7 separate regions of the Mus musculus genome follow, and regions 1, 2, 3, 4, 5 and 6 are each linked to region 7. The links are chromatin loops, found by intact Hi-C in ENCODE. Cell type or tissue: heart. All regions are shown on one strand.

Region 1 (4,000 bases), 300 kb before region 7:
TCTACTGTGTATACAGCACGGTGTATGTTCTCATGCTTTGACAGACACTAGATTGGTGCTGTGTGTGTTGGCTACTGTGAATAACGCTGCAGTGCCTCGGGTATGCATACAAACTTCATCTCCCTTGAAAATAAGCCCAAACACGGAACTGTCAGATCCGTGTCACTGTCATCTCATTGTCATTTTTCTACGATTCCTATTTAGTCTAAGGAAAGCTTCGTAGATCTAAACTTGAAACAACACAAGATTATAACTAATTACAGCATCCAGGCGATTAGCTGCCTAGGAAGCACAACATGGTTTAATGTACAAAGGATTTAAAACCCTAAATCACTTAAATAATATTCAGACTTTTAAATTTTTTTATTCTGGGCTGGAGAGATGGCTCAGTGGTTAAGAGCACTGACTGCTCTTCCGAAGGTCCTGAGTTCAAACCCCAGCAACCACATGGTGGCTCACAACCATCTGAAATGAGATCTGATGTCCTCTTCTGAAGGCATCTGAAGACAGCTACAGTGTACTTAGATATAATCATAAATAAATCCTTAAAAAATATTTTTAAAAAAATTTTATTTTATGTGTGAGGCTGAGGCATGTAGTGTGGAGATCATGGGACAATCGCTGGGATTCAGGGTTGGTGGCAGACACCTTTACCTGCTGACCTATCTCAGGGGCCCTGCACTCAGAATTTCTAATCGCTAAGTAACTAACAGAAGACATAGTCCACTCTGTGTTCTATGGAAACTGCCTTTTGTAACCTCTGAAACAGTTCCCTTCTCAAGAATCCAAGAGACAGTTAACAATAAAATCTGTTACAAAACAAAGTGAATGCATATATACCCGTGTGTGTACCCATCCCAGCAGGTCTGGCCTACAACTCTAACATGCTTCAGAAAAGCCCAATTGAGTTACAAAGCAACACGAGGGCTTATGACAGTGTTTCTCAACCTTCTTAATGCTTCCACCCTTTAATATAGTTCCTCATCATAACTGTAAGTTTGCTACTGTTACGATTAGTAATGAAAATATCTGATATGCAACTCGGTGAAATGGTCGTTTAACAACCCACCCTCCAAGGAGTTTCCTCCACCCACCGGTTAAGCCACTGGCTTAGGGCTTCTTAGCTCTGAATCCTAGGTAACCATACAGACATAGTGCTCAATTCCATGATGCCAAAACAGCACAAACGATCGCCTACTTAAACTGCTACTATAATCAGTAATAAGGAAAAAGCACTAAGCACGAAAGTCACTCTAATTTGAAAATGATCTGGTAGCTCCCAATGTAGTTCGTGTACCAAGAGGCACGTGGCGTGTCTTGAGCCCCCCAGGCACATATCCAGGAAGCATACCGAACTATCCACCACTACTCGTCAAATCATTTCACTTTATAGTAAGTAGTGATGCAAAGGTTGCAGGGAAGTGCGATCAAAAAGAGACAAACGATAGGGACGCCACGATCCCTAAAGTAGAAGTAGAAATTTCCAGAAACTTCCACCGGAAGGGAGAGGGCGCAATCTGGACTCGTGGAGGCCAGGGCTCGCTCCGTCTGGGACCTAGGCTGCTATCCCCCTCCGGATCCCAGGCCCCGAGCCGCCGAACAGCCAGCGGGCCAAGGAGAACCGCAGCAGGGAGGCCCCGGGCGAGGGAACCGCTGAGCCGTTCGCGCCGCTCACCTCGCTCCCCGCCGATGTCCACGTCAAAGAAGACTCGCGGGTTCTTGGAGTTGGAGGGCTTGGCTGCCGGGGATGCGTGGGACATCTTCACTGCGGGCACTGGGCAGCGGGACACGAGCACCTCGTGCGCGAGACCGGAGCAAACTCTACTGCCCCTCTACGTTATAACCTGGCAACGCGCGGAAGAGTTACTTCCTGCGCACCGCCGGAAGCTGTACTCTGGTTTCCGGTGGCGCCTTCACCTTCCGGTTTCTGCGCCTGGCCCCTAATGCTTCTCTTTAGGTGGCTGTAGTGGCCGTCGGTTTCTTTTTAGTGTGTGCGCCGTTCCCTGGTGTTTGCTGCATCGCTGGGTGGAGAATTTGGAAACCATCCTAGCCTCGACTCTGCCACGAAATGCCAGTAACTACAACGAAACTTAGTTTACTCGTCTGTAAAATGGGGATAAAAATGCCTCCTCTGAGCAGACATGGTGGCTAGGCGGCACGACCTGAGTCTGATCCCCAGGATCCGTAAGGTGAAAGGAAAGAATGTTATCACCCAGTTGCCATCTGATCTCCACGAGTATGTCGTAGCATGCACACAGAAGCGCACATACATAAATTAATTGGTGCCTTCTTTTTCTTAATGCCTACCTACCTAGGGAAGGCGTTTTGGAAATTAAAGACATAAATTACTTATCAGAATGCCTGACATAAACATGTGGCTTCTAATAAATAACAGATGTCCAGTTACTATTGCCATGTTATTGTCATTTGGCCGTTAAGTTGTAAGTGACCCAGTCTAAAGCAAAGGCTCCAAATGCGCTGATGTTGAGAATCTAAAAGAGGATTTATTTGACTTCTGTTAAAACTAGATATCCTATAATAGTCTGTCTTTTTTTTTTTTTTCTAATGGGCTTGGTGTAAAATACACAACTTAAAGTTGAATGTGGTTATTCAGTACTGAGGAGGTAGAAGCAGGACGATCTATGTGAGTTCCAGGCCAGCCTGAGCTATGCCAGTAAGAATTTAAAAAGTGGCCATCCAGAGACTGTCCCACCTGAGGATTCATCCCATATACAGTCACCAAATCCTGACACTATTGTAGATGCCAAGAAATGCTTGCTGACAGGAGCCTGATATAGCTGTATATAGAGGCCCTGCCAGAGCCTTACAAATACAGAGGCGGATGCTCACAGTCAACCATTGGACTGAGGGGGTTGGGGGTCCCAATTGAGGAGTTAAGGAAAGAATTGAAGGAGCTGAAGGGGTTTGCAACCCCATAGGAAGAACAACAATATCAACCAACAGAGTTCTCAGGCACTAAGCCACCAACCAAGGAGTACACATAGCTCCGGCTACATGTATAGCAGAGAATGCCCTTGTCAGGCAACAATGGGAGGAGAGGTTCTTGATCCTATGAAGGCTGGATAGATGCCCCAATGTAGGGGAATTGAGGGTGGGAGTGAGTGGTGGGTGGAGGAACACCCTCATAGAAGCAGGGGGAGGGGGTGGGATAGGGAGTTTCTGGGAGTGAGAAGCCAGGAAAGGGGATAACATTTTGAAGTGTACATAAAGAAAATATGCAATTTTTAAAAAAGAATAAGAAAGTACATTTAGGACGAGTAGCTTTGGCATAGGCCTGTTATGCCAGTAGTTGATTCCATGCCAGGAGAATCCAAAGTTCAAGTTAGCCTGGGCTAAGTAAAGAGGCACTCACTCCAAAAAGACAAAAAAGGAGGTAAAACATTGTTAAGACTGGCCAGGTGGCACTTATGAGGTAGAAACAGGAAGATGGATAGTCCCAGGTTAGTCAGTACTACAGAACGAGACCTTACCTTTAAAAAATAAATAAATAAACCAGCCCAGGAAAAAAATTAACCAGCCCAAGTTGGTACCCAGCACCTATAATCTCCGCACTAGAGGCAAGAGTATCAGGAGCTAAACACCCAAACAAGCTCGCTCTTCTGTAAGTTGCCTTGTTCATGGTATTTAATCACAGCAACAGGAAAGTAATTAGTTCAGATCAGCAAAGCAGTTGGAATCTTCTATCCTGGTCATGTCCGGGCAGCAAACTGGTCATTTATATTTTGTCTTGCACATGACAATGATAAAGTTAATTAAAATGTGTGCTCAGGGGTCTGAGAAGATGTCTCACTCAATATGCAGGCGGATCCCTGGCACCCACTCAAAGGCTGGGTGGGGTGGGCACACAGTGGTCCCAGTGCTAAGGAAGATGATTCCTGGAGCAAATTGGCCAGTCGATGTGCTCGAAGTTAAAGGAGAGACCCTATCTCAAAAAATAAGATGGAGACCTGCCATACTCAATATCAAACTCTGCCCTCTA
Region 2 (4,000 bases), 65 kb after region 7:
GAGGGCCGTTGATCAAACCTCTGGGGTTAGATGACGGACTGTGAGAAACCTCAGGCATCCTATGGATGAGGTGTGGACACGGTTCTCTTGGGAGAGGTGGCAATTCAGTGGCCCCTTTAGCCCACCTGATCCCAGACAGGTCTTCCACAGGTAACCAGAGCCAGACCAGATTGGCAGTGTAGCCAGCTAAGTGTTTTAACTGCTGGATGGAAGTTGGCGTTTGGTTAATTGTTAAACAGTAAAGATTGACCGGGACTCACTGGAGTGAGTGTGTGCGTGTGTGTATCTGTGTGTACATAGCTGATTGACCTTTTCGGAGGTTGTGCTTATTCAGATGTTTAAATGTCAACTGAAAATATCATTGTTCATCAACCGGTGAGAACTTAGTGACAGAGAGCACAGTTGAATGCAGATAGATTTTCAATTCTGTTAATTTATTCTCATAACATTAAAATTCCAATTTACGAGCTGAGACATTAAACACTATAAAATGAAGGTATCGGATGTGAAGTTTGCTTTCTCCCTAAGAGGTTGGGGAAGCTGTTGGCTGCTGGTGTTTAAGACACTGTGCTGAAGGTAAGCACAGACTCTTACAAGCAGTGATTGATTTGAACACGTCATTTGTCCACGGGATGAATTTCTGGTAAAATGTACATTTTCTTCTGAAGAGAAATTCTAATCTTCAGAAGTGAAAACAACTTGCTTACACGATTTTCCCTACGTGAACAATGCACAGTTTGTAAACAAAACTTCCTGTGGCTTCCTTTAGTCACCTCACTTAGCGCTTGCATTTCCTTCAGCAAGCCTTGGAGAGGGAGACTTCCCTGAGTCTCATTGTCTCTGCCTCCTCTGGATGGACACCTGACTGGTCTCAGGTCCCTAACACCAAGTTCAAGTGGAATGGAACAAGGGTGAATTTTCGCAATCCTGAAGTCCAGTTTGTATTTCCCGCGTTAAGGAGGCAGTCATTACTGTAAGATTACTTTAAAAACACCGTGTTATTATTGTCTGAGTGGGTGCATGTTGGGGAGAGAACATGTGGACACCTTGTGGAGTGTGGGGTCTCCAGCCATCTCTAGGGAGGTCTTGGGAGTTGAACTCAGGTAGTCAGGCATGAATAGAGCACACAGTCACTCTGACCCATCTTGATAGCCCTGTATGCTTTCAATACCCCTGTTTAAAAAGAAAATGCATAGGTTGCTTTTTTTCTGTGGAAAATATCCAAGGAATTTTTAACCACAGAGCAACCTGAACATTGCTCTTCACCCACGTGTCATAAAAATCCGAGGTTTGAGATAAGCCTTGGGATACACCTGGGCCTCAGGGTAGGTGACTTCAGCTAGGTGTCCCGGTTACCACGCCTCCTCACCTTCCACGTGGACTTAATGAAATCACCACCCCAGAGGATTGCTTTTCTTTTGGGTGTTAATTAGTAACTTTGAAAAAACAGTATTTTGCTTTCACGTGGTTTAAATAGATATTTAAAATAGATACTTAAGCTATTTGTTAAAGACCTGGTGGTCTGGATTCCTAACTTTTAAGTGTGCTGTCCTGAAACCCCTCTGTGGTGTAGTGACCTCGGCTTTTGTTCTAACTGCTCTGGGCTGTATCAGCCCCTGCAGGTGGAGAGGCTGGTTAAAATCCCTTTTATCACCCAGCAGGGGTGCTGGGAATCAGATGGGGGGGTATTAAAGTGTCCCCCAGCAGAGGCACGACAAAAACCATTGTTCTCTTCATGATCCTCAAAGACCTGAATTTGTGACCAGATATATATATATATTTACTTTTTTGAGTCCCAAGAAAGGGCTGTTGATCCATTCTGCCACCTTGTGGCCATTTTGAGGATTGTCTGAGCCCATTAAGAGGCCTTTCCCAAAGCTCTCTGATGATACTGAAGGCCGGTTTCTCCTGTCTTCTCCCCACCCTTCTCAAGAGTGCTGGAGAAAGCACATGGTACCCCAGCAGAGACGACACCCTCTTCTTTCTCTGTACCCCCCCCCCTCCACACACACACTCCCACCGCCTGCTCACTGTTCACTTGGGAGAAGTGTGTTTTACAGACTTTATCAGGTTCCTCCCTGGTCATGGCGAGGAAAGGAAAAGGTGAAGAGATTGTTGGTGCTTTCCCTGAATGGGGAATGCGGTGTGGGGCGGGGCAGCTTGCAAGCCAGAGGCTTGACTGATGCCCCTAGAAGGTGCAAACACGCCCTGCCTGGGGTAGGTACCCTCACCCTTCCTAGCAATGGAGAAGTTTCTGGACTCTTCCTGTATGACTTCAGTGTGCTCTGTGGATCTCTCAGACATGATGTATGCAGTATTGCACTAGCTTCTGTGGGGTGTGTTTTGGGAAATAATGCTAGCAAGGGTGTTTAAAGAGCGGCTGCTGCTCTGTGAACTGAATGATGCAGGGCCATACAGTTTCTTAGTGGTGCCTTAAAACTGTGTTATTCCTAGTAGAGAGGTTTAGAAGAAACCATATACCACCCTGGATTTCAGTTATCATCTTCAGATGAAAAAGTATCCGAGAATGGTGGTAGACTGCATCTTCAGAGGAGAGTTTCAGCGTCTGCAGTGCAGCTTGAGACTTGCATTTTAAACATCTAAAAGACTAACATGTAAATGTGTGTGTGTGTGTGTGTGTGTGTGTAAGTCTGTGGGTTCAAGTATAGTTAATGGCTTTCGTGCAGGGTTCTAAGAAGGATATGTGCGTCTGTATGTGGATGCCAGAGCTGGGACCCCTGAATGCTCAGCAGCAGAAGGAAATTCCGTTTTTTATGTTATATGACACTCTTGGGTTGCCAGAGGGAAGCTTGCAGTATGCTGTTTAGCTTTGCCAGCCTTAAATATGTTCCTAGTTGGTCTATATTGGAGGAAAAATTAGGTGGCTGCCTTGAAAAAAAATCAAGAATTTCTTTCTTCTTTTCCTCTTTCCAACCAAGCCATTTGGAGCTATAGTGATTACAGATGATAAACTGTACATGGGTCACATTTCACTTTAAAGCTGATAATAAAAATCTGGATTTAAGGGTTAGTGAATTTAGCTCAGTGGTAGAGTACATACTCAGTTACAGGGACACCAAAATTATATAACAATAACAATGGTAGTTAAAAGCCTGAATTTAAAAAGCAGAAAACTCGAAGTCAGGTGTAGTGGTGCACACTTTAATACCAGGACACTCAGGAGGCAGAGGCAGGTGGATCCCTACGACTTCAAGGCCAGCCTGGTCTACAGAATGAGTTCTAGGACAGGTAGGACTACATAGTGAGATCCTGTCTCCAACAAAAACCAACAAAACAGAAAAAAAAAGCAAAAAACTGTTTGGGCCCTTTAATAAGCTTTGTAAATATTTCATTTGACCATTAGGGGTTATATAGATGCTTGCAGATGAAACGAATATGTTGTAAAAACTCTGAGTATGTAAATGTTTCTGGAGCACGTTAGCTCTGCTGGCAGAGGTGTAGTCGTTCTGATTTCCTAGATAAACTTACCTTTTTGGGGGGCATGGTATGTGCCCTGTGTTGCTACGAAATGCCCTGTGCATTTATTACTTTGTGACTTAGTCAGGGTTTCTATTCCTGCACAAACATCATGACCAAGAAGCAAGTTGGGGAGGAAAGGGTTTATTCAGTTTACATTTCCACACTGCTGTTTATCACCAAGGAAGTTAGGACTGGAACTCAAGCAGGTCAGGAAGCAGGAGCTGATGCAGAGGCCATGGAGGGATGTTCTTTTCTGGCTTGCTTCTCCTGGTTTGCTCAGCCTGCTCTCTTCTAGAACCAAGACTACCAGCCCAGAGATGGTCCCACCCACAAGCAGACCGCCCCCCTTGATCACTAATTGAGAAAATGCCTTACAGTTGGATCTCATGGAGGCATTTCCTCAACTGAAGCTCCTTTCTCTGTGATAACTCCGGCTGTGTCAAGTTGACACAAAACTAGCCAGTACACTTCACAAATATGTTCTCAGTCACATCCCAGGGTCACGTACAGTGGGGGAAGG
Region 3 (4,000 bases), 81 kb after region 7:
TACATAAAATAAAATCTTAAAAGAATAAATATTGAAGACTTTCAGACTTTACATTTATGAGCAGGAGATGACTAGCCATATTCCTTGCTATGTTTGTGTGCAATGGCTTTAATAATTTCGCCAGGCACATATTTCTTTTGATCCAGCACTATACTACATTCTCTTCCTCTATAGAATGGAAACAATAGTGTTATTTCTCCAGAGTAAGATATACATGGTCCTTCTATCGGCAACTCTACTCAGGGTGCATGCATCTGTCTACTGAGGTAATGGGCACCCCTTCTCAGGACTCTTGCATTCCTCCTGAGAGAGTGTGCACCCCTACTGAGGGCAGAGGCACCCCTTCCGAGGACATGTGCCCTTCTGAGGGCTCTTGCTTCCCTTCAGAGGGTGTTTACACCTCTAAAGAAGGCACAGGAGTGTTAGCAGCTGGTATCATTCTTATTATCAGCATTGCTTTGATAATTTATGTTGTGTTTTGGTCCTTCAAGGTTTTAGTTGCTTTAAGGTTTTGTTTTCCTTATGACAGTGATGCCATAACTCTTATTGTGTCACAGTTTTCATATAAGTCAACAATGTACCACTGGTCCCCATTTACATTATGTTGAAATTAGAGCTAGAGCTGTAGTTCCAATAAAATAGTGTTTTGTTTTGTTTTGTTTTTCCTCCAAAAATTGGAGGCCTTTGAGGGCTGAGCTGTAGTTGCAGACATGGTTGCTAAGGCCTTAGCCCCTGCATTGGGGAGGCCGAGATTGGGAAGGAGCAAGAACAAAGCTAGCCTGGGTTACAGAATGACACCCTCCCTGCAAACAAATAAGTTACACAAAGTAGTTGAACATTTACACACAGAAACCACTTTCAGGTTGGTCCTTTCAACTGCCTTGTTCCGATAACATGCTGATTATTTTACTGTCTGGGGAAACCTGGGGTGAACACTGTAAATTCCTAGGCTGAGCGACCTGTCGGCTGCTGTGATAAATACCCTCATGAAAGGCAGCGCAGGGAAGAAAGAGTTTATCTTAGCTCACAGTTCCAGGTTATAGTCCATCCTAGTGGGGAGGTCACAGTGCCAGGAACTTGTTGTTAACTATTGACATAGCTTCAGTCAAGAGCAGGGAGAAGTTAACGGGCTGCTCTTATTTGCTCATGCATGGTTCCATTTCTCCATTCCTGTATAGTTCAAAACTCGCTGCCTAGGCACTGGTGCCGCCCACAGTGGGCTGTGTCTTCCCACATAAGAACGCTGCCTACAGATACCCACAGGCCAACCACATGTAGCAAATTCCTCACTGAGAGTGTCTTCTGGGTTTTATCAAGATGACAGTGAAAGCCAGCTATCGAAGTACCTTAGTTTAGAATTGTCTGTAACATTTTAATCTGAGGGTTGGGAAGGTGAGTCAGCAGGTAGAGCACTGACCATGTAAGTGTGAAGGCCTGAGTTCAAATTAAGAACACCTGTAAGACTGGACACTTTAGTGTACACCTCTGTAGTTCCTGCACTCGTACTTCCAGATGGAGGTGGAGACAGGAAAGGCCCCAGCGGCTGATGGGCCAGCTGGCCTGCTATGCACAGGCAAAACAACAAAGAAACCCTGTTCCATACAAGGCAGAAGGCAGGGCCAAACACCAGAACTTGTGCTGTGTGGCCTATGTGTATGCTGCATTTGCATGCATGAATGTGCACACACATGCTTGTGTATCATACACGCAAGGTAAAAAAAAAAAAAAAAAAATTTAACTAGAAACGAGGTACACATTAAAAACCCTTATAAGAAAATAGTGAAAAATCACAGCATACCATCAAGTAAGTGGAGGGCCATCAACTAGGAATTTGCTGAGACATTCTTAGACTAGGCTGTCTCACAGTGCAGCACTATGACTGAAGTTTGGGTTTTTTGTTTGTTTGTTTGTTTTTTTTTGACTGAGTTCTTAATGCCATTCTACTCTAGCTTTTCCTAATTGGCTGGCTAGCCTCACCATTTGAATTTATGGGACAGTTATCAAGAAGTCAGCCACTGGAGAAAATGTACACACACATCACACACACACACACACACACACACGCACACACACACACACACATGTTTAGATCCTCAGTGTGTGCATCTGTGCCTCCGTGATTTTTTTCCACGTGCAGATCTGACTAAGTGCTTAGATTTCTAAGTTTTCATAGCACTTTAAGGGCTTAGCTCTGTATTTCAGGAGAGGAAATTGTTCCTCTGTGAAACAGCTGCTGTGGGGCCTCTTCAGTCTTGCTAACGCCTTTTCATTTAAATCTGTAAATGTGCAGTTTGGAGAGGCTCAGCCGAGTGCAGTCTGTTTACTTGCTTGCTTGGCTTTCTGGTTTTAGGGCAGGTACTGCTGCATTGCTGTTGTTCTCTTTCTGCTTGCTCTTCCTGATGTGGCCTGAGGCTTTACCTCCTTCTCTCCAGTGTCTGCCCATCTGTGTCTACAGCCTCGGTCTCTCTCCTGCCCCCAGCAGGAAGACAGCTCCTTCCCCATGCAGAGTGACTCCCAATCTCTGATGCCTCTTTCCTGCCTCTGCTTACAGACTGTAAGCTGTCTGAGCTCTCCCATCATGGAGAGACTTCTCCTTTGGCCTCTTCTCCACCTCCAATAATTGCATATACCTAGTTTCTCTTTTCTGCAAGTGGCCAAGCCTTTAGTTTACATTGTAGTCTTTGTAAATCACAGCGTATACTTCATCTACCATTTTATATTGAGTTACTTTGTCTCTCTTGGAAAAAGACGTGCTCTCCTTTCCTTCTTCACCTAGAGATGTATAACTGCTACTTTGAGACATCCTCTTTGTCAAAGTTTTAAGACTTTTAACACATGCTTATGTGTAGACAAACAAAGTGCCCAAAGTAAGATTTTATTTGAAAAAGTAATCATGGTACGTTCAACAAATTAGCTTTAGTATAGGTGAGACTGTTCACCTGCAAGCTGGCATGTTTATTGTAGGCATCTTTGCCTTCAGTTTTCTATGAAACTGCCAAGTGAATGAAGACCCTGATGTAATGCTCATGAGTGATGCATTCAGATCCAGTTTGCACAGACAGCTGGGGCTTTGGGTTAGGTGTGTGCAGGTTACCTCTGAAAGACCTCTGAGAGCTGAGTTACTCCGGGGGAAGAGGTTTCCTGAGAGGGTGGAATTACAGTGCGTAAGTCACGGCCCCACAGCAGCGTCCAAGTCAGTGTCCGGGTTTGACTACTTGTTTAAATGTGATTGTTCCTCAAGCCCTTGGCCGCGTCCCTCTGCAGAGTGTAGCTGCTTCATTGATTTGATTGATTGTAATACATATGCAGTTTACATCAGAGCTGTTGAGAAAATGTCCTCAGACTTAACTTCATGACTCCTAGTGCAGTGCTCCAGTTCATTTTCAGGTGACTTCCGTTGGCATGATGACAGCATGAAGAACCCGTGGAATGTCTGGCTGGCTTTGTTAGTTCAGTATTTTATATTGTTTACTCTGCTGTTTAAATGAATTTTCACTGGGTGTCCGCTTTGTCCCCTGTATTTTCAATAGAAGACTGAAAATCGTAGTGTTTTGACCAGTCTTTTTAGTTCTTTCTGGTGTCGATTTCAAGCCTGTCATTTAGTACCTTTCATTGGAGAATCAGGATTTGGAGAAGAGTGAGCACTGCCGTGGTGGGTCTGTTCCTTTGGTTAGTTAGATCCACTCACTCACTCACTCACTCACTCACTCACTCACTCACTTTTGAGACATTCTGTAATCTGCACAGTTCTGGAACTCCAGGCTGACCTCAGACCTGCAGTGGTCCTCCTGCCTCTGCCTTCTGAATGCTGGAAACACGGGTGTGTCACTCCCCGCATTTGCTTCAGCTTTTAAAAGGTGAAGTAATTTCCATACAGTTTAGCACTTTGGGAAAACAGGAATTACCTTCTACCTTTTAAATGTTATTTTTATATCATGGGCATTAACATTTACATCTATTTTATTATATTGAACTATATTATTTTATAATAAAATACTGC
Region 4 (4,000 bases), 210 kb before region 7:
AGAGCATGGAGTGCAGGCACACTCTGCCTCTCACGGCTGAGTACAGGCACACACTCTGCCTCTCATGGCTGAGTACAGGCACACACACTGCCTCTCACGGCTGAGTGCTGGAGTGCACACACACTGCCTCTCACGGCTGAGTACAGGCACACACACTGCCTCTCACGGCTGAGTGCTGGTGTGCACACACACTGCCTCTCACGGCTGAGTGCTAGAGTGCACGTACACATTACCACTGGAACAGAGCCTGGCATCAAAAGCTTCTGGCTTTGAAAGGAAGTCCACAGTAATTAAAAACACCCTTCCTATCCTATATGGTGGTATACACCTTCAACTCTTAACACTCAGGGAGCAGAGACAGATGTATTTGAGGACAGCCTGGTATATGTAGCAAGTTTCAAGCAGCCAGGGCTATGGGATGAGACCGTATCTGAAAAAAGAAAGCTAATTTTAATATAAATAAGTAGAATATTCTTCTTAAAGAGAGTTAGTAGTTAAGGATGATGTAAATCTAAAGGCTGGCTCCTTTCTGACTTCATCGTGCTAGGTGGCAAGCTTGGGTTATTTGGACACCTGTTTGTATCCTGCAGCTAGCAATAGCTCTGATACCTGTGGGGGCTGAGGAGCCTCGGGCATTTCATCCCTTAGGGAGAAACACCCGAATCCCAAAGGAGCCAGACATGGAGACATGCCCCTTGCAAGCCTTCTAGTTATTAAATTGAACAAAGTTGCCAGTGGGACATTCTTAGGCTCATCATACTATCTGTTTCATAGGTTCAGTGTAAGTTCAAATCTGACCTCAACAGTAATTGTGCTTGGCAGCTCTGATATATCGATTATAGTTTATTCATATGTGCTAAAATGATGATAGTTATAAATTTGAGTGATTATGATTTTGAGGTACTTACATATAAGAGTATATTCTTAAGTGTAACAAAACACAGCTTCATTTACTTATTTCTTTGTTGACATAGGGTCTAACTCTGTACTCCACACTCTCATGTGATAGAGTATGGAATTCCATGCCTCCTCTGTGTGATGGGAAAGGCTTAAGTGAGTAGCCATGGTGTGAGTGTGTGTGTGTGTGTGTGTGCACGCGCGCACGCATGCATGTGCGCTCATGTTTTAAAACCCACTAACTGGTCTGAGTGCTTCCGGATCTTCCCTGTAGTGCATCGCAGAGCATCCAGTAGCATGAGCTGGAGCTGATGGGTCAGTCAGGATGAGCATCTGGTCACTGTTGATTTCCAAGAGCCTGCATCCTGGGTTATAACTCTACAATCGTTGCCAGAGAGCTTTCTGTCCCCAAGCAAGCGCTGTTTCAGTTTGTGTACTCCAAAACAGCTTGTGCAGCACACATGGACCTGGAGAGAGGATGAAAAAGTATCTGGCTATACAGTTGGTTCTCTGAAACATTCCCAAGCATTCTCTGTTGTGGAATAATACTTAAAAGATAATCAGGACACTGGTTTGTTTCACTGTGGAGAGCTGATCCAGGACTACACACTAAAGTCCAGTGGCTTTAGATGCTCGAAGAGATGTGTGATGGAGACAGTGAGATGTGGCCTCGGTTCAGCCAGGGAAGCTTTACAGCATTCAGCAGGTGGCACTCTCTGCCGTGCTAAAGCTCATAGCTGTGGTGACGTAGTTTAGAGGGAGAGAAGGAGGTGAATGACAGCCCAGCGATGGCCACAGTTTGCGCATGAAAGTCCAAGTGGCTTGAGGAGGATGCGAGTGCTTTGCTTTTGAGAAAGGTGAGAAATAGAACATTCAGCAAAGAGGCAAGTTTTACATGATCACACTGTTAAGCTGTCCTTGGACTTGAGTTCAAACCTATATCCTCAGCCTGTCTGCCTCAGCCTCTTGAGTTGGTGGGATTGCAGATGTGCACCACCACACTTGGCTAGAATCTCTATTTGTGTAACAGAAATAAACTGGTGCATAGGAACAAGCTTTTAATACAGGGACTTTATAACAAGAGTAGGAGCCTTTTCAAATAGCAGGTCACTTTCTGTGTGAAAATCTGTGACAGTCTGCATGATTCTCCAAGCTTTTTCTGTCACTAGGATGGGCAGATCTCTCAGAGAAAAGAGTTGGTGGTTTATTAGGATATTTGGTGTGTTTCCACACCTGCAGATCAGGAGTGACCTTATGGCCTACACCCTCATCCCAGATCTTGAGGGATGATAGAGAGAGCAGAAACAGACACCTCAGAGCCTTCTTTTTAACATTGCTTTCCTAACCGTGCAGCTTTGGCCGTATGTTAGTAAATGTTAGTGCGTGTGTTAGTAAAATCCCATATAGTTCAAAACTTACAAGAGACTGCAGACTGTGAATAGAGCCCTAAAAATGGTATAGTTGGTGACAAAGAAAATGTGCCACGTGCTGCTGTGTGACAGGCTAGTTATACTAATTTGCAGTATACTCTGGCCTTTACTTTGGTGTAGAACAAAACAATTTTTTTTTTCTTATTTTCCCTCTTGCTGTTAGTAGATATTGTGGTAGCTCTCGTGACTCTTCATAGCATTTAAATAAGAGTCATGGTTAAAGCGTAATTGTATTATTCCTAAGACGGGTATTAAGAAGCTATTGGCTCTGTAATTCTTTTATTACAGAAGCAGAGCCTTTTGACCATATTAGAAGAGAGTTGAGCCTTTCTGCTTAGCGGATTTTCCAGAGTGCTCAGTCAGTTAATCACATGGCCTCTTTGGAGCATTTAGAGGAGTTACTTCATCTATTGGTATTAATAGCCTTGGGGATGGTGCCAGTGAGTGTCGAAGCATGAATATTCCACAGGACCCGTCTTCTGAGTCTCTCATCTGTTCTTACCTATCATTAAAAAACAAGGACCCGAGTTTCCGTGGTTCGTTTGTTTTATATTCTAGGGCACACATGTGCCAGAGAGCACCGTGAGCATGAGAGGACAACTTTCAGGAGTCAGTTCTTGCCTTCTGTCTTGTTGAGGCAAGGTTTCTCTTGTTTCTCCTGTGTCGTATTCTAGGCTAGCAGGCCTGCGAGTGTCCCACCACCAATTCTTCTGTCCCTGCCTGTCACTCGCAGTGGGGATGCTTCGATCATGGCTCTGTGCTGCCACATGAGCCTTTTCAGTGGATCTCAGAGATGGAGCTCAGGTGACTGGGCATGTGCAACACAGCAAAGACTTTTACCCCACGAGTGCCTCTCTAGCTAGACCCTGTGTTCTCCCACTCCTCAGTGCAATCAGAAGGGTGAGAGTCACACGTTTAAGCTGCCACTGGCTTCCGTCTGAGCTGCTTTGGATGGTAAGATGGTGGGTGGTGTGTAAGACGTGTAATGTTGGTAAGTGCATATCCTCTTGGTTTTCCTGATAAAGGAGTAAGAGAATGAGTTGGAGGTAGATGGCTGGCCGGCTGAATTCTCGGTATTCTGCACAAGCATTCTGAGTGTCACCCCACGACAAGACAGCTTACCTTCAGCGACTCAGTGATACATGGCCGCTTTTCAAACCTAATTTTCCTCCAGGTCAACTGATGAGACATTTAGCTTGGCCGAAGAAACGTGTAGCTCTAATCCAGCTATGGTTAGAAGGAAGAAGATCGCCATCAGCATCATCTTTTCCCTGTGTGAGAGAGAGGCCGCCCAGCGGGATTTCCAGGACTTCTTTTTCTCCCACTTCCCCCTGTTTGAATCTCACATGAACAGGCTGAAGGGTGCAATCGAAAAGGTAAGGGCCCCGGGCTCCATTCCAGGCAAACACTTAAATAAGGAAATGGAAGGTGATATGATTGTGACCTACTTAGTGGCCAATAGGGGAGAGATTTGCAGTTTAAAGTGACACGTTATGTGGAGATGGCCTGCGTAAGGCGGTCAAAGAGTGTCCTGTATGATGACCCTAGGATTTTTAAGGCTAGAGACCAGGGTGCTGTAGGGAAGGAAGTTACTGGTTTTGATGAGGAAGAATGTCATTACCATCAATATTTTAAATGTATTATAGCATCGTTGTTCATTAGTGAGTCAGCAG
Region 5 (4,000 bases), 330 kb after region 7:
GCTAGAAACCTGGGGAACACTGATCATCTTACAGGCAGCTCAACAGGCTGGGGAGTGTCTCTTTTAGGCAGATAAACTGATCTGAGCCTCTTTCCAGGCAGCTCAGGTTCTCCGAGAGTGTCTCTCAACAATCCTTACTGCTTATGAGAGACCTGCCAGTGAATCTGTTCAGTTTCAGGAACTTCCTGGAAGTCTTTACCTTATTTACTTCTTGGATCAAGAAGCTTATCTGCAGGACAGAATGTTTCTCTCCCTTGAAAGCATCTCATATCTTAAGAAGCTTTCCTCCAAGATGTAGGGTTTTTTCCTCAGAGGACACTGCTATACAACATTGGTTAAGAAAATATAATTTTGTTTTTAGTGGGCTCAAGTGTAAACTAGAGTTTCATTTGCTACCATCTCTTTAATTCACACTGCATTGGCAAAACCAGTATGTATTTATTGGTCTGTTAATGTTGGCATTAGTCATGCTTGCTGGTTGTACTCTTCAGATGGCTAGGATAAAGATAAGTAATAATTTTGCTTTTCTGTAATAATGGTTTCTGTAACAATGCGGTCTTACTTGAGGCTTGACTTTATGATCTATTATGATGCAGAATATATGAGCTCTCAGACTTCCAGTCCCTTGTTGTAAAAAACAGCATCCCAGAGTACAGATGTGAGTTAAGTGTCTGTAGAATGTGTTTACTTTTATGTCTTTGGCTATGTGTGTGTTTGTACATCTCTGTGCTTGCTTGTATTAATGGGTATTGTTTGTTTCTTGCACACAGATACATATAAATATATGTTAGTTGTGTAGAATTGTTGTGTAAGTGATGTAGATTTGGCATGCATGTGCATGGTGTTTCTCTGTGATGTCAGGTTTGAAAATCCATGGTTGCTGGCTAAGCACTTTGCACAGAAAGGTAAAGACTACCCTCTAGTGTTCAACAGGAGACATTGCCCTGCCTCAGCAATGTCTGAATTGCCTTAAATAAAGTTGACTCCAGGGATGCTGGGTTGTTCCCCCCATCTACAAGACCATGTGTCCAGGCCTGTTCTTGAGATGCACAAGAGGACATTGGTTTCTGGAGTTTAGTATTTGTGAAACAGCGAAGGCTCAATGAACAGGAAGCTGTTTGATGGTGTGGAGTACAAGTAATGATAACAAAACAAACAAACAAACAAACAACAAACACCACTCCCCCCCAACCCAAACAAACAAACCTCTCATACATTCTGGGACTGATGCAGGGTCACTTAGGAGCTGAAGGGACAGGGAGAGGGCGAGTCACACTAAGTTTCTATGAGACAAGTCAGGGGCAAGGTTGTAGAAACATTTTTTTTCTGCAGTATATAAACTAATCCCTGGTCTTTACAGTTGCATTTCCCTGTGTCCAAGAAGGAGGCTCTGTAGTGTATGATTGTCTTATGGCCCTGCCTGGGCAGGGCTGGGGTTCATTGCTTCTTGAGCATATGGGAGCTGATAATGTCAGGAACTGAGCCCAACTAATTATGTACTCTGTAATGTGATTCTCTAAATACAAGATGGGTGCCACTTATCCATTTACAAGATGAGAAAACTGAGTCCCAAAAAGCTGCATAACCCACCCAAGTTCACAAATTTGAGACATTTGAAGGTCAAAACAGCTTCCTTATTCACTACTAGCAATTTCAGAGTAAAGACATGCAAGCAAGGGCAGGGAGCTTGCTTGTAATTTATCACAGTGGAACAAAAGTACCAGGGCCTTAAGAAAACATGTCAAAGTCTTAGTAAGTGTGTAAAACCCAACCTTTTCAATAAGTGATTGCCTTAGGGTTTTAGTGCTATGAACAGACACCATGTTCAAGGCAACTCTTATAAGGACAACATTTAATTGGGGCTGGCTTACAGGTTCAGAGATTCAGTCCATTATTATCAGGGCTGGAGTATGGCAGTGTCCAGGCAGGCTTGACACAGGTGGATCAGAGAGTTCTACGTCTTGTTACAAAGGCAAACAGGAGAAGACTGGCTTTAGGAAGCTGGGATGAGGGTCTTAAAGCCCACACCCACAGGGTCACACCTACTCCAATGAGGTCACACCTCCAAATAGTGCCACTCCCTGGGCCAAGCATATACAAACCATGACAGTGATGTTGAGAAAATAGTTACAGATCCACACATAAAGATGAACCTTTATTTTATATCACATATAAAAATTAAGTTGTAATGAGTCAGAGACAAAAATTTGAAACTATAAAACAGTTAGGAAAAAGCCATGGGGATAAAGCCTTTGCCATTGGCTTTGAGTTCTGCTCACCACAGTACAACCAATATGCTCATTCCTTGATGCTGGTTTTAGCAGTGACTTCCAGAACATGACAGGGGAATTATGAATGATTATGGAAGAAGATGTAAGGTAAATTGGGCTTAAAATTGAAAATGTATGCACACCAGAAAATATTATAAACAGAGTATCAAGGTAATCATGGGTGGAAGACAGGATTTGCAAACAGAATTCTTATCGGCATTGAGAACTAGGAATATATAAAGACCTCCCCCAGCTCAGCAACAAGCCCTAAACAGCCTTATAGGAACTAAGAAAAGGGACAAAGTGAAGATGCCCACTGTCCCCCTTCTCAAAACAGTACTAAAAGTTCTAGGTAGACCAATTAGGAAAGAGATGAAAGGTAAAAAGGAAAGGAGGAAGTTAAGTTGTTTAATGAGGGCACAATCTTATGTGTAGAAGTCCCCATGAAAAAACTGGAAAACATAAATTACCTAACCCAGGAAATTTGTAGGGTACAAAAATCAGTGGAATTTTTATTCATTGATAATAAGCTGAGAAGGAAAGAAAAATATCTCCGTTAATAATAGCAAAATAAACAAGTAAATAAATTAGTGAAATGTTTAGGGATAAAGTTAGTCAGAACTTTGTGTCCGAGGTCATAAGGCACCAATGAGAAAATAAGAGAGTTATTCTATGTCCACAGCTTTAAAGGACGGATATTGCCTACCCAGAGTGATCTACAAATTCAACACAATCTATTAAAATCCCAACATCGTCTCCTAGACATAAGAAAAACAATACCAAAACTTGTATGGAGTCCCAAAAGGGCCAGAGTTGTTTTGTTTTTGAACAAAAAGAACAAAGCTGGCGATTTCATGCTCATTGGTTTCAAAATATGAAGTCTGTGTAATGAAGACTGAGTGCTGCCGTCATACAGACAGACACATAGATCAGTGCCACCCTCCGAGGACCTTTGAAGTAGTTAGATGGAATGAGTCTCTTCAGTAAGGGCGGGATTGGGAAACTGGGGAACTGTATGTAGAAGGATGAAGTAGGATCTTTATGCTGCTAACAAAAATTAACTCAGAATAATTAAAATATCAATATAGATTTGAAACCACAAAAACTAGAAGACAGGCTGTCTGTAGGACATTTGAAAATCAGTGACAATGTGGAAGAACGCTGTCCATTGTGGGTGGTGCTACCTCTGGGCTGGTGGTCCTGGGTGTTATAAAAAAACTCAGGCTGAGCAAACCATAGGAGCAATCCAGTGGGCGGCATTTCCCATTTCTCTGCATCAGCTCCTGACTCCAGATTCCTGCCCAGATATTCCTGGATGATGAATTACAAGCTGTAAGGTAAAATAAACCCTTTCCTCCCAAGTTGCTTTTGGTCATGGTGTTTTCCAATAGAAACCGTAACTAAGATAGAGTGGAACTGTGCCATTGATCTAGGCAGTGTAGAGCCGACCATTGTATTGTATCAAGCTGGAAAGCTCATATAGTAAATAAGTCATAAGGTGAAGAGACAAGGAGTGTGAGAAGATAGTTGTAAGCTATACATCTCATAAGTGATTAGTATTCAAAATGTCTAAAGAATCCAAACTGCAAGAAAATAATTTAATTAAAAGTTGGAAAGGGATAGGAATAGAGAGTTCTTGAAAAAAAAAGATACAAGAAACATCAATCAGGTTCATAAAAAAGCACTTAATGCCATGTGTATATTAGGAATATGTACGTAAAAGCCACAAT
Region 6 (4,000 bases), 76 kb before region 7:
GCCTCCAATTTTGACAGATCCTAAAATGCATCTTCTCTCTCCGTCTCTGTCTCTGTCTCTGTCTCTGTCTCTCTCTTTCTCACACACACACACACACACACACACACACACACACACACACACACACACACACACACACACACACTTTTGATTAACTGGCTCTTAGGGTAAGATGGACAAGATTATAGGCTAATAAGCTAAAACCATAGGCTGCAAGAGTCAAATGAATCCTTTCTATACCAACCGATAGGGAGTTAATACCTGTTGGTCTTCTTTTTATTACATCTGTTCACTCATATGTGTGCATGCCTGTGCAAGGAGTTCAGAGGACAGCATGTGGAGGTAGGTTCTCTCCTTCCATCACCTGCATTCCTGGGAGGGAATTCAAGTCCTCAGGCTTGATTACAAGTGCCTTTGTCCTCTGTGATGCTTCCCGAGGCCAACATCTGTATTTTGACTTCCAATAAAGTTTACAATTTTATTTAAGAGATTATACTGAGAAAACAATAAATCCTCAACCATGGTGCATTGCTATTGTACTTCCTGCAACTGAGTACTTCCCCCAAATTATCTTATTTTGGAAAGTGTTACCCCAAATAAATGATCTAACCACCTTGCTGACTTGACATCTCCTTCAATATCAATAGTCTTGAAAATGTTGGCAGTCTATCCCTGACAGATGATCTGTGGGATATGTTTTACTAAAAGGCAATAACCGTGGTCAATGAAGCCCTTTTGACACTTTTAGTAGGTGTTGGGAAAGGATCTACCTGTTTTGAGATAATTGCCAGAAACCGGGGCTAGCAAGACAAGGAGGCATTTTGTTCCTTATCTCTCACTGTGAATGAAACTGACTGGGATTACAGGCAGCACACTGGGTTCTGTGTATGCTGGTTCTCCCCCCATCCTGACCCCTGGAAGAAAAGAAGGACGGGAAATGAACCCAGAGTGGCAAGCAAGATGCTGCCTGTAAGAAGATGTCTCACCTTGAACACCTAAAGATATCCGACTAGAAGATGGTAGGATTTCTATCAACCAAGATTCTAAAACCTGCCTTTCTCTCCTAAGATATTTTAATGGAGCCTGTTTTCCTTTAGTCTTCTTAGGATCATATGGTAAGGAATGGGTTTGTGGCGTCCTTAACAGCATCACAAATCACCTATCTTCAGGCCTGATAATCAGGTGCTTACCTGAGTCACTAGTAATAGGTGTCAGATGACAGACAGGCCAACATGTATACAGAGCTCAGCATGTGCTAGCGTGCTTAGCTCATGCTAAGCTCATTGCAGATAATAACAGGTGCTTTGAGGCATGACATCCTGTCCAAGGTCACATGGTAGGTGTACAGTGTCCTGGGACTGTGAGTTCCCAGTACTCTAATCTGTGTGGACCCTGAGAGGAGAACAGAGGCACCACTGGAAGCCTGACCACATCTGGGCTTGTAGGCCCACAGGAATCAAAGTCACATAGAGGATGTAAAATCATTTACTTAGATGATCTTAGGGGTTTTTCCTCCTGCTTTCCTTTGCCCTTTAAAAATACTTAGGAAGGCCAAGCATGGAGGTGTACAGCTTAAATCACAGCGTTTGGTAGGCTGAGTCAGGAGGATCTCTACCAGTTCCAGGACAGCCAGATAACTTAGCCAATTGTCTCAAAACAAACAAAAGTGCTTGGGACTTCAGATTTTAAAAGAGAAAGTGCACTTGGTTGGCTGTTAAGATAAGAGGAGAGGCTGGAACATCAGCTGTGTTGGGAGAGTGCCTGTCCAACGTATACACAACTCCACATACAGTTAAGGCAAGGTAGAGCGTGCCTGTACCGCAAGCACTCAGGAGGCCCAGCAAGGATGATCACAAGTTCAAGGTGACTCTCAGCTAAACAGTGAGTTCAAGGCTCTACACAAGACTCTGTCTCAAAAAAATAAAAGAAAAAAGAAAAAACCAAAACAAACTAGGTTTGTTTGTTTGTTTGTGTGTCTTCACCTCAACATCTTCCTCTCCCAGATAATTCTTTTCTCTAGGGGAAAATTTTAGTGCCTGGGTTCATATTAAATAAGTATTATTATCTCAAAACTGTACATTGATAAGAACATTGTATTTAGGAAGGTTAGGAGGAAAAGCTCAAATTAATATCTGATTTTTAGTCGTCACTTCTTCAGTAGAAACTTTGTGTTTCTTCATATTTGCTAACACACTGTCCAGCACATAATGTCAGCCAAGGAATGCTTTATTCATTTAAACTAATCACACAATTAGTGTGTTTCTCCATGATTGGACAGTGTTTTTGGTTTGGGTTTTTGTTCTGTTTTTGTTTTTGTTTTTGTTTTTTTTTTTGTTTGTTTTTTGTTTGTTTTTTCCAAGACAGGGTTGCTCTGTGTAGCCCTAGCTGTCCTGGAACTCACTCTGTAGACCAGGTTGGTCTCAAACTCAGAAATCTGCCTGCCTCTGCCTCTGCCTCCCAAGTGCTGGGATTAAAGGTGTATACCACCACTGCCCAGCTTGGACCATGTTCTTATAAAGTTTACAAGGTGAGGAGGAATAAAGAGATGGTTCAGTGGTTACAACATGTGCTGTTCTTGCAGAAGATCTAAGTTTGACCCCAGCACCCACGTGGCAGCTGTAACAACCATCTGCAACTCTGGCTCCAGGCACTCAAAAGGACTCCTCTAACCTCCATGGGTACCAAGTATGCACACAGTACGCAGCCATACATGCAAGCAAAACACTCACACACAAAAAATAAATAAATCTTAAAAACAATAAACAAAAAACCTACAAAACACCCATTTGAGAAAATTAAGATAATTTGGCTTGTATAATAAAGGGATTTATTTGTTCTTTAAAGACAAAAGCAAACAAGCTTGTCCTAGACATCCTCTCCCAAGGGTTGGGTCAATGCTTCTCAGCTCCATGGCAACGAATCAGATCAATGATGGTTAGGTCAACAATTTAAGGTGTAGTGATTAATTTAGAAATGCAGGCACCCCAAGGTAAGGTCTTTTGGTGTGGTGCCTAGGTTTTTTTTTTTAAAACTAATAATGTGTCTTACAAAAAGAAAAGCGTTCAAAGAAAAATATTAAATATATAAGCTCACTGCTCTTGGTCTTTCAGTACCATGTCCTCCGGGGTAAAAAAATTCAGCAGGTGTCATTAGAAAAGCCAGAAGTTTACTTCAAATGGCTTCTTGTATCCCATCAGAAAATAATTTCCAACTAAGTTGTTAATATTTTGTCTCCTCCTCCTCGGCCTCCTGCTTTTCCTCCTCCTTCTGTTTCTGGGTTGGATCTCAGATTATTGATCGTGCTAGGCAAGTGTCCTACCTCTGAGCTACAGCCCCAGCCTTGTAAGTCTCTATTTTTATTTTATTTAGTTGTCCCTGGTCAGAGATTTATGGTAAGAAGTTGAACACTGTTCACAGATTCCAGCAACAACACAAACGAATCAAGGCAAATTACACACTACGCCAACAGGATGAGTGCAGTATAAAATAAATTAAATATCAACAAATAGAATGCAGCTTCACCAATCTGGCATCTCGGCTCATTATTGTGTATGCACTTTCGCTGTGAATCCCGTTTCGGAAATCTGAGCTCTTTCCTTCGTGGACTGAAGTCGTGAGACTTAAGCCAAATGTGTGTGTAGCAGGAGAGCTGTCTCGTTCTTTCCTCAAACAGGAAACCACCGGCAATTCTGTGTGAAGTCATGTTCTATTTTTAAAATAATTGGATTTGAGACATAACTATTAGTGTGACAGTTTCACAGGGCAAAAGAGATGAATAAGTAGGGCTGAAACTCAGGCTAATGGAGCAATACTCTTGACAATTGCACATACACTTGGGGTCTCCTCTACCCCTTCCTCTTTCACCCATCACACTGGCTTCTGCCCTTCTCCTAGAGGCTTCTGGTGCTTATTTGCTTCTAACAAAAGTCATATGTAATGGCCACCCTTTCACAAAGCGGGAGTGCTGCAGTATTCCTGGCTTCCATACACAGGTTTTCTC
Region 7 (4,000 bases):
ATGGTGTCTTATTAATTGGGACATTTAAGGCTGTGGATGGGGGATGTTTGGGACAAGAAAAGTGGAACCAGATTTGTACACACACACTCTGAAATGTCGCATAGACTCCAAATGGGGAATGTCGGGTATATGTATTTTGCAGATCATTGGGTTTAAAATTCTCTTTTTCTGTTATTTTGCTTTTGAAGTGGAGGTTTAGCCTGGAGAATTCAAGTTGCTGCTCTAGGACTTCAGATAAAGCAGGAAGCAGTTGCTGTAAAAGCAATAAAACCGGACTTATTAGATATACTTTGTAACTTAGACTCAGTTCTCTAAATTTTGGCCCCCGCAGATCCTTTCTTTTTGGAAGTTATGCAATCCGTTTAGCGCTGTGCTGGCGAATTTAAGGACTTCCTCCCCTACTAGCTGACAGCCTGTCCCAATTGCTTACAATAATAAACTGGATATCGAAAAATATGCTTGAAAAAAAGGTTTTTAAGTTTGAATAACAATTGTCTTTAGTCTCCACACAGACTTCAAACACTGCAATCTTCTTTGAGGCTGACGCTGCACACCTCAAGCCTGGTCAGGAAGGGATGAACTCCCAAGAGCAGGGACATCTTAACACACTAATATGGGCTTTGTACCGGGCAAGTCTGGATTGGAAACTCGCGATCCTGAGAAGGTGCTCTGCCCAGTGGAAGGCAAAGTCCGACCTAGGATTATTCATTCTTGATTATGTCAGAGAACTTGCTGTCTTGGCCTCTAGATTACAACGGGCTGACCTGGTGTTTTCTTGTCCGATGTGATACCAGGTCTGGAGTTGGAAAGCCACATTCCTACCTGACTAACGCAGGAGTCATTTAAGGGTTTAGATGTCAGTGAGCGCGGAAGGTAGGAGAGCAACGTTGTCCTTGCAGTCACTACAAATAAACAGAATCCAAGGATGGTTAATGTTGCCACCGAAGCAAAATCCCAGTCAGCCCTAAGCTTTGGGAAGACCTGCCACTGCAGCCGAGTCCTCACAGGGACCTCTCCCGGGTGGGGTCAGCTTCCAGCCCGGGAAGAGGCGGGAGACGTGCCGCAAGGCCTGGGATGTGGGGTCTAGGCCAGAGAGTCGGGGTGCGGCCGCTCAGCTATGGGATCAACGATCGCAACAGCCCCGGCTGTCCTGGCTCCCACCGCACCTGGCCCCGGCAGAACGCGGCTCTCAGCGAGGGCGCGGCCCCGCCAGGCCAGCGATGGGGCGGGCCGGCGCCACGGGGCGCTCCGCCCCCGATGATGCGGCGGCCTCCGACTGGCCCCCGGCCCGTCACTCACTCCTCACCATGGTTGCAGCACAAAGCAACAAGCCCCGGAGGCCGCTTCCTCCCTGAAGAGTGGCTCCGGCGGCCGCCGAGGCGCAGGAGAAGGAAGAGGCGGGGAAGAGGAGGCGGTCGCCGTTCAGCAGACGCTTGGCGGGGCTGCGCGCTCCGCTCTCGGCCTCGCGCCCGCCGGGGACCCGTGTCTGGCCCGCCGCGCCCGCCCGCCGCACGGACGACGCACAAAGTTGCCTAGAGCGCGGGGGCCGCGCGGGGAGCAGCCGCGCTCAGGCGCCGATGGGGGCGGGCGGCTGGAGCTGCGCGGCCCGCGGGGATGCAGCAGCAGTCGGGAGGCGCGGCCGACAGTAGACGGAGGCGCGGCGCGGCCACGGCGGCCGAGGCCAGCGGGCTCGGTGGCTCCCAGACCTGAGCCGGGCTCACCAGGCTCAGCGCGCGGCCCTCCCTCTCGACCGGCGCGCGAGGACCCGGGACGCGTCAGAGCGAGCGCGGCCGGAGCGGGTAGAGCCAGGGCCCCGCCGGAGAGGCTCCGCCCGCCGTCGCTTGCACCTCCCTAAAAATAACTCGGCCCGCCGGGGCCAGCGCGATCCGCGACCGATCGGGAGCGCTGCCGGGCAGTCGCTGAGTCCGAGTCTACGGACAGCAAGCCGCGAGGAGGAGGAGGGCAGCTCCGGGCTGCACGGACCTTTCGTGCTGTCTGCGCCCCGGCCCCGCGCCTGGGCTGGTTTGCCTCGGGCAGTGGCGCTGGGCCGGGAGGCCGGCGAGTGTGTGGAGCGGACCCGGTGCGCCCCGCAGGGGGAGATGGCGTCCTACGTGGATAATAGCTTCCGCCAAGCGGTGATGAAGAACCCCGCCGAGAGGACCCCCCAGGTGAGACGCGCCGCCACCCGCCGTGGGGTTGGTGTCTGCAGACTGCGCCCTTCCAGTGCCCCGGCACTCCTCTGCTGGGGAAGCATCCCATTTCCCCCATCCAGGACCTTCCCTGCCCCAACTTCCAAGGGCATTCTTTTCAGACTGTTCTGCGATTGCTGCCCTCTCCTCTGCTGTCCTTTTCGTTGCGCTCCCCGTAGCTGACCTTGCCTGCGCCTTTGCGGGACTAGTTGTCTATAGGGTATGCCTTTCTCCGGCCACACTCCTTGGGGTTGAGTCTTGGGGTCAGGTCTCAGCTCCTCTCGGCCGGGTACTCTTGTCACCCTGACTGCAGGCTCAGTTACTCTCTTGCATGTATCCCATCTTTAGAGTTTAGGGGTGTTTAATGAGCTGTAAGCAGGAACTTGCAGGGTTGTGCGATGAACTGACTGGCCTAGGTGGGCCTTGTAAAGTGAAAGCCTGTCTTTAGTTACTACTTTACTTTCTTGAAAGAGGAATGTTGTTATCCATCGAAAGGAAAAAGTTGACAGGCCAGCGCTTTTCATTCCAATTGTAGATGTAAGTGCAGAACAGGCGTATTCGACTCCGTCTTCTTCGCAGGGCAGATTCTTTCGGTTTGCACAATATGGTCAAAATTAGATGAGTGGTTAACGTTTATACAATTGTTTATCCTCAGGTTTTTTTTTTTATTTTTAAACGGAGGGATAGCTGGTGGGTTAGATTTGATTTTTCTTAGATTGGATTAGCGAGGGAGGAGTGTTATAAAAAATGTGGTTTGATTTCCGTTGCTTACTGGCTACATGACGTAGATTCCTAAATGTTGGGATGGCGACTACAGGCGATCCTGCTTGCCAACCCTGCAGGCAAAGAAGATCTACAGATCCTTGGGGCCAGCAAAAACAGCGAGGATCCGATACTTGACAAAAGTTGCTTTGCTTGTCTGGGGATGGGATGCCATCTGTCCAAATCCAAGTGCTGCCCATCTCTGATGATGATTATTTAATGGGCGAGAGACTAGAATAAAAGCGAATCTTCCATTGGCTGCTTTTGGACAAGCCCCAAGAACGGCACCTGGTACTGTTGTTCTTGATGGTTTTCCTTTTGCTTGGTGGAGCTGTCACTTGTGGGATATGAATATAGATTACACTTGCCAAGCCTGGGAGATGGACTGTAATCGCATAAGAACGTTCACTTCACGTCTTCAGAAGTACCTACTCCAAAGGGCAGTTTTTATCAGGCACTGAGCATGCACGCCTTTGATCTGCTCCCTTCTCTGGTGGTGGTATAGCTGCCCTTCATGTGTCTTCATCATCTCTATTTGTTAAAACGGTCACTTATACCCATTTTCTGCTCTTGAAAAGACACTGCCAGTTTATTGTGTAGGCAAAGCAACTTTCACGCGATCTCTCAGTTCTTTTCAAGAACAGAGTTTGAAATGGCCAAGTGAAATTACACATGCAAACCGAACAAGGATAGTCAGTGATGTCCGAGGCCTGGTGTAGAAATGGGGAGGGTGAAATGGGGTGCTAGGTTGATTAGTTAGAATAACAGTGGAACCTACTGTCAGGTAGGGAGGGCTGTGCATGCGTGTGTGTGTGTGTGTGTGTGTGTGTGTGTGTGTGTAGGGGTGGGGAGGTAGAGATGGTGGGTTACCAAATAAGTCTGGAAGAGGCACACCTTCCACTTGGACAGCCTGTGGATTGGCCAAGTAAATAGGCTGTTGTTAGACTACTATGTTCCCCCGCCAGTGGTGTGGAATATAGAAACCAACCTAACAGAGGACTCTTGGCCCAGTGAGAAAGTGGGCGGGTTACTATATACCCAGCTAGCTA

Evidence for each region. Hi-C counts contacts between places; a loop is a spot of excess contacts. Peaks named below come from ENCODE experiments on the same cell type or tissue, not always from the same donor. Only the 100,000 strongest peaks of a DNase experiment are listed, where the experiment ranks them.
Region 1: a loop joins it to region 7, with 2.8 times the contacts of the local background. A loop is called at or near these places in 12 of 42 quality-filtered maps.
Region 2: a loop joins it to region 7, with 6 times the contacts of the local background. A loop is called at or near these places in 21 of 42 quality-filtered maps.
Region 3: it touches region 7 in a loop (4-fold over the local background); 4 of 42 quality-filtered maps call a loop at or near these places.
Region 4: it touches region 7 in a loop (2.1-fold over the local background); 3 of 42 quality-filtered maps call a loop at or near these places.
Region 5: a loop joins it to region 7, with 4 times the contacts of the local background. A loop is called at or near these places in 4 of 42 quality-filtered maps.
Region 6: a loop joins it to region 7, with 1.9 times the contacts of the local background. A loop is called at or near these places in 2 of 42 quality-filtered maps.

The regions. Positions count from the first base shown.
Region 1 is chr3:79,589,233-79,593,232 of GRCm38, reverse strand. Ppid (peptidylprolyl isomerase D (cyclophilin D)) reads right to left here and starts at 1,896. Exons shown (of 10, transcript NM_026352.4): 1 at 1,676-1,896. The coding sequence starts at 1,760. In heart, CTCF peaks have their summits at 1,629 and 1,832; a DNase peak (open chromatin) is centred at 1,842; H3K4me3 peaks cover 2,107 bases; H3K27ac peaks cover 1,730 bases.
Region 2 is chr3:79,219,665-79,223,664 of GRCm38, reverse strand. The region is part of intron 1 of 4921511C10Rik (RIKEN cDNA 4921511C10 gene); the gene reads right to left. It also overlaps a transcript of Rapgef2 not described here. Among named protein-coding and RNA genes, the nearest start is that of 4921511C10Rik, 8.7 kb to the right of the region's middle. In heart, CTCF peaks have their summits at 1,629 and 1,830 (motif pointing left); DNase peaks (open chromatin) are centred at 1,844 and 3,934.
Region 3 is chr3:79,203,754-79,207,753 of GRCm38, reverse strand. It overlaps a transcript of Rapgef2 not described here. Among named protein-coding and RNA genes, the nearest start is that of 4921511C10Rik, 7.2 kb to the left of the region's middle. In heart, a CTCF peak has its summit at 2,482; DNase peaks (open chromatin) are centred at 1,573 and 2,463.
Region 4 is chr3:79,492,979-79,496,978 of GRCm38, reverse strand. It overlaps Fnip2 (folliculin interacting protein 2), which reads left to right. Exons shown (of 17, transcript NM_001162999.2): 9 at 3,502-3,703. Among named protein-coding and RNA genes, the nearest start is that of Gm36442, 17 kb to the left of the region's middle. In heart, a CTCF peak has its summit at 1,605 (motif pointing right); no DNase peak of the experiment used is centred here.
Region 5 is chr3:78,955,920-78,959,919 of GRCm38, reverse strand. No RefSeq gene overlaps it. Among named protein-coding and RNA genes, the nearest start is that of Gm38542, 22 kb to the right of the region's middle. In heart, no CTCF peak of the experiment used is centred here; no DNase peak of the experiment used is centred here.
Region 6 is chr3:79,360,529-79,364,528 of GRCm38, reverse strand. The region is part of intron 1 of Gm17359 (predicted gene, 17359); the gene reads right to left. Among named protein-coding and RNA genes, the nearest start is that of Gm17359, 17 kb to the right of the region's middle. In heart, no CTCF peak of the experiment used is centred here; no DNase peak of the experiment used is centred here.
Region 7 is chr3:79,284,632-79,288,631 of GRCm38, reverse strand. 6430573P05Rik (RIKEN cDNA 6430573P05 gene) reads right to left here and starts at 1,777. Exons shown (of 2, transcript NR_165170.1): 1 at 823-1,777; 2 at 1-253. It also overlaps a transcript of Rapgef2 not described here. In heart, a CTCF peak has its summit at 1,948; DNase peaks (open chromatin) are centred at 611, 1,311 and 1,861; H3K4me3 peaks cover 3,588 bases; H3K27ac peaks cover 2,243 bases.